2 separate regions of the Homo sapiens genome follow, and region 2 is linked to region 1. A link is an interaction called in ENCODE POLR2A ChIA-PET data of the cell type or tissue named here. Cell type or tissue: GM12878. All regions are shown on one strand. Region 1 overlaps HACD3 (3-hydroxyacyl-CoA dehydratase 3). Region 2 overlaps IGDCC3 (immunoglobulin superfamily DCC subclass member 3).

Region 1 (2,500 bases):
TCCAGTGAGGGAAAACACACATCGTAGGGAAACATGTGGTATCTCAGTAAGATGGTGTTAAAAAAGACCTTGTTATATAGGATTTGGGCTTTGATTATGTGATGGCGGGGGTGTCTAAGGAAGTGGGGTCCGCTATAGATTGGATGTTGACAGAAAGCAGGGACAGTTCTATGATTTGGTATTTTGTGGTTGGCATAGTGACCTGTCATTAGACAAATTTATGCAATGGTCTTGTTTTGTTTAATTTTACCATGGTCTCATAGTAACCTCAAGTTGGTTGGTATTCTTTGAAATTGTCTGTGTCCCCAAAAGGGGGAATTAGAAGATGATACAAACTTTTACATACACCCAATTGAGTATTATACAGCTATAACAAGAAAGAGTAAGGTCTTTATGAGCTGATAAGGATTTATTTAGGTGAAAAAAAAAGCAAGATGTATAAGAATGTATATTGTATGCTAATTTTTGTATAGAAAGAAGGGAAAATAAGAATATCTGTTTTGGCCGGGTGCGGTGGCTCACGCCTGTAATCCCAGCACTTTGGGAGGCCGAGGTGGGCAGACCACGAGGTCAATAGATCGAGACCATCCTGGCCAACATGGTGAAACGGTGTCTCTACTAAAAATACAAAAATTAGCTGGGCGTGGTGGCATGTTCCTGTAGTCCCAGCTACTTGGGAGGCTGAGGCAGGAGAATCGCTTGAACCTGGGAGGCAGAGGTTGCAGTGAGCTGAGATCATGCCACTGCACTCCAGCCTGGCGACAGAGTGAGACTCCATCTCAAAAAAAAAAAAAAAAAAAGAAAAGAAAAGAATATCTGTTTTGTATGTTTGTTTGAGACAGGGTCTCACTCTGTCACCCAGGCTGGAGTGCAGTGGTGTGATCCTGGCTCACTGCAGTCTCCACCTCTCAGGCCCAAGTGAACCTCCTACCTCAGTCTCCCAAGTAGCTAGGACTACAGGCACATGCCATCACGCCAGGCTAATTTTTGTATTTTTTGTAGAGACAGGGTTTCACCATGTTGCCCAGGCTGGTTTTGAACTCCTGAGCTCAAGCGATCTACCCACCTTGGTCTCCCAAAGTGCTGGGATTACAGGCATCAGTCACTGTGCCTGGATGAAAATAAGAATATCTAAATATATTTGCAAATTTTTGCAAAACACGCATATACAGAGAATAGATAAACCAGAAATGAATGAAATGGTTACCGGTATGTGGGGAATAGGAATGTGGTAAAGGAGGATGGGTTTGGGAGCAAGACTTCTGAGGAAATCATTTTATAAAGTTTGAATTTTGAACAATGGGAATGTTTTACATATTCAAAGATAAAATTGTCTTAAAAAAAACAGGCCGGGCTTGGTGGCTCATGCCTGTAATCTCAGCACTTTGGGAGGCTGAGGCGGGCAGATGACGAGGTCAAGAGATAGAGACCATCCTGGCCAACATGGGGAAACCCTGTCTCTACTAAAAATACAGAAATTAGCTGGGTGCGATGGCATGTGCCTGTAATCCCAGCTACTCAGGAGGCTGAGGCAGGAGAATCGCTTGAACCCAGGAGGCAGAGGTTGCAGTAAACCGAGATCGTGCCACTGCACTCCAGCCTGGCGACAGTGGGACTCTGTCTCTCTAAAAAAAAAAAAAAAAGAAAGAAAAGAAAAAAGCAAATTAAATAAACAGAACCAAAAGGACCTAACTGTGTATCAAATTGATGACAAAATCTTACAGATAAATTAATCAATACACATAATATTTGAACACAGTACTCTGGTACTTTAGTAGATCATGTCCTTTTTAAAAATCAACCTTCCCCCCTTTTAGTGGAATATATTCTAAGGACAAAAAGAACTGCAATTAAATGTTACACTTACAAGGGTTATTTCTCCCTTTTCTTTTTTTTTAAATTGAATACAAATTTTCTTTTTTCTTATTTTCCACAGGGAAACTTCTGCAAGTAATTAGTAGGTTTATTGTTGGTAAAAAATATTGATATTCTAATTCTGAAACTTTTTTGGGATAAAACAAATATATAAATGTACTAATGTTATTAGGAAGCTTTTCACTGTAAAAGATATAAATCTTAAATAACAAGGTAGGGAGAAGCCTTGTAAGAGCTTGAATTGGAAACTTCACTATGACATCGTTTTTTAAATTCCTAGCTAGCCCACTGAAAGATGAACATTGACTATACCTCAGTGTACTTAGATCATGGCTTCTACATTACCATTTCCAACCAAAGAAACTATGCCTCCTTGAAAAAATGGCCAATTATTCCAAATCTGTGCCAGAAAAAGAACAGTATCCTCAAAAGCTACACGGTCATGTCAGAATCATACAGGACTTGATTTGAAGGGATTTCTACTGGCCAAGTTTGTGACAATTTGAACATCAACAAGAGTAATAATGGTAATGGAATTTGGCTGAGTGGATCACAAAAGAAAATCTGTGAGTCGGCGGGGCGTGGTGGATCACACCTGTAATCTCAGCACTTTGGGAGGCCGAGG
Region 2 (2,500 bases), 210 kb before region 1:
TTTCAGCAGCTTTCAGATTCGTTTTTGTAAATTCTCCCTAAGGCAGGCAAGGGCTCAGATCCTCAGTGCTTCACATTTTATAGAATTGGAAGCTGAGGCTCAGAGAAGGGAAGCAATTAGTCCTTTGTTGCCCAGCAGGGACACTGGTCATCAGGCCCTGGTTACCAGGGCCCGGGAGCTTTTTTTTGGTCCCTCCTTCTCCTACTCCTCCCACCCCCAGTTCATCTGCAGTCTCTCGATGCACCCCAAGAGGGTGTTGCATCCATCCAAGGTGACAAGCCTCTCAGAAGACTGTCAGACCTACCAATCTACATTTCAATGTGTCATAAATATTCAGGGACCCCTCCCCACCTTTTGGGGATCTGAACTAACTGCTTGAACTCTGGTCTGCAGAGATCATCAGTGCAGAGGGGCTGTGGTGCACCCTCCCCTCCCAGTTACAGGCTGGTTAAGTGTTTCTGCCCACCCCCGTTTCCACCCATGCCCAAACCCCACCCTGTAATGCCTGGGGAAGGAGCCCCTCCCACTCGGGTTCCCAGCTTCAGCACCAGGGCTGCGATTTCATTAAAATCCACTTTGCTTCAAGTGCAGGAAGGCGGTACACCATCTGTCCAGGCAGGCAGCCCCTCGTCTCAGGCACTCCATCAACTGGGACAGTCGCTCCCCTCCCAGAGGAAGCCCTCCCCCACAGCAGCAGGGACACTGGAGCTCGTCCTGGCTCCTGCTCCTGGCTCCCTGGTGTGGGCAGGCCACCCTCCCCGTGGCCCCCATCCCCCATCTCAGGCCCCCTCAATCCACCAGCCTGATCTGGCCTCCAGGGCAGCCCAAAAGGCGAGCCTTTGTGCCCTTCCACCCAGAGTCTCTGGGGGCTGGCTCCTTTGTGGCGTGTTCTCCATCTCATTTGCATGTGGTTCATTAAATATAAACATGCATAAAAATCACCGCCCTGCCTCCTCGTCTTTGAGGGCCTCCTGGGAGTGTGTCTGATGGGTGTGTGCGCCTCTTTGTACATGTGTGCGGGGCTGTGTCTCCGTGTATGTGGTCTGAGTGTCTGTGTCTGGACGGGAATCCGTCCACTGCTGCGGCGGGTGTGTACCTCTGGTTCTGTGCAGGTAATCAATCACACACATCCCCACGTAGGTACAGCCCTTATAAACAGTACCTTGGGGCCCTGGGGGTGGGAGGTGGGGGCAAGTGTCCCAGCTGGTGTTCCCATCAGGCTTGGTGAGAGGATCCCCAGGGAGCACTGGGAGGTGGGCCTTCCCGGCCTCAGGCCAAAGGCTGTGTTTGGCCAAGGGAGGTAAGTAAGCCCAGGGACTTGGGGGAGGGGGCCGAGGTGCTGCTGGAGCCCCTCTACTGCCTCTAGCCCTCCACCTCCAGGAAGGCAACTGGATGCCATGAGCCCAGGGAGTGGAGAGGGCACCCAGGCTCCCGGGTCAGCTGTCTACATCCCCCAGGCCCTGCTCCTTCGAAGATGGGGAGCTGCCAGCCTCCTCTTCACTCCAGCTGGATAGGAGTTCCCAGTCCCCCAGGGACCTGGGGTGGGGACTAATGGCTCTGCTGACTACAGATGCCTCCTCATTAAGGAACAAATCCTTTTGTGCTTCTAGCCCCATCCTGGGCTCCCTGGAGGCACCCAGTGCTAGGAGCTGGCCTGAGGAAATATACAAGGGAAAGGGCTGCCTCTTATCAGGGCGCTGGGGATGGAGAAAGTCTGGCTTCCACTGCCTGACTCCCTCCTCCTCCCCTCAGCACTAAGCAGCCACAGCACAGTTGGACATGGTGCTAGAGCTGGAAGGGTCACAGGTATGGAGCCAGTCTGATATCCGTCACTGTGCATAGTGCGACTGACTCCTAAGGGTCCCCTGGATGCACTTAAGCCCACCTCCTGCTCACATTTCCCTTCCGTCAGAGCAGCACCTTGCTGTACCTCTCGATCAGCTTGACTTGGTTACAGTTCTGCTAAACATTTAATTTGAAGGGTAGCTTTGCCTTTAAGAGTAATTGAAAACCATGAATCTGAAGCTAATCTCTTTATTTTAGGAAAGGGAAACTGAGGCCAGGCTCTCTGCTGGGATGTCCCTTAGTTTTCCAGCAAGTTTCTCACTCTCCAAGGCCAGGTAACTGCAGAGTGGACTGCATGCTGGACTAGCTTCTTCTCACGGTGTGGAGGAAAGGTAATGAGCTCTAGGGAAGGCTCTTCACCCCCACCCCTGGGAGCCCAGCTGGCTGCACAGGTGTGGTCCAGGAAGGGCAGGTGCAAGAGGGAGGGTGTGGTCCTCTTCATCTGAGGCTCCTCCTTCCCTCCCTTCCTTATACCCTCTCTCAACTCTTTGGTCAGTCCTGCATATTCCTTAGGCGTCCTAGGATTTCTGTGAGACCCTGGGCAGGCAGCATCCTCTCAGCCACAAATGAAGGGAGTGGATGAGTCGCTCTTCAGGGCCCCTCCAGCCCTGCCTCCTCATCTGTCTTCATGAACAGGATCCACAATCTCTGGGCC

What was found. ChIA-PET counts read pairs that join two places held together with the same protein. Peaks named below come from ENCODE experiments on the same cell type or tissue, not always from the same donor. Only the 100,000 strongest peaks of a DNase experiment are listed, where the experiment ranks them.
Region 2: POLR2A ChIA-PET joins it to region 1 with 6 read pairs; 2 of 35 experiments call an interaction of 5 or more read pairs at or near these places.

The regions. Positions count from the first base shown.
Region 1 is chr15:65,541,447-65,543,946 of GRCh38, forward strand. All of the region lies in intron 1 of HACD3 (3-hydroxyacyl-CoA dehydratase 3), which reads left to right. Among named protein-coding and RNA genes, the nearest start is that of HACD3, 12 kb to the left of the region's middle. In GM12878, no CTCF peak of the experiment used is centred here; no DNase peak of the experiment used is centred here.
Region 2 is chr15:65,336,333-65,338,832 of GRCh38, forward strand. The region is part of intron 2 of IGDCC3 (immunoglobulin superfamily DCC subclass member 3); the gene reads right to left. Among named protein-coding and RNA genes, the nearest start is that of RNU5B-1, 33 kb to the left of the region's middle. RefSeq lists an enhancer at 1-82. In GM12878, no CTCF peak of the experiment used is centred here; a DNase peak (open chromatin) is centred at 950.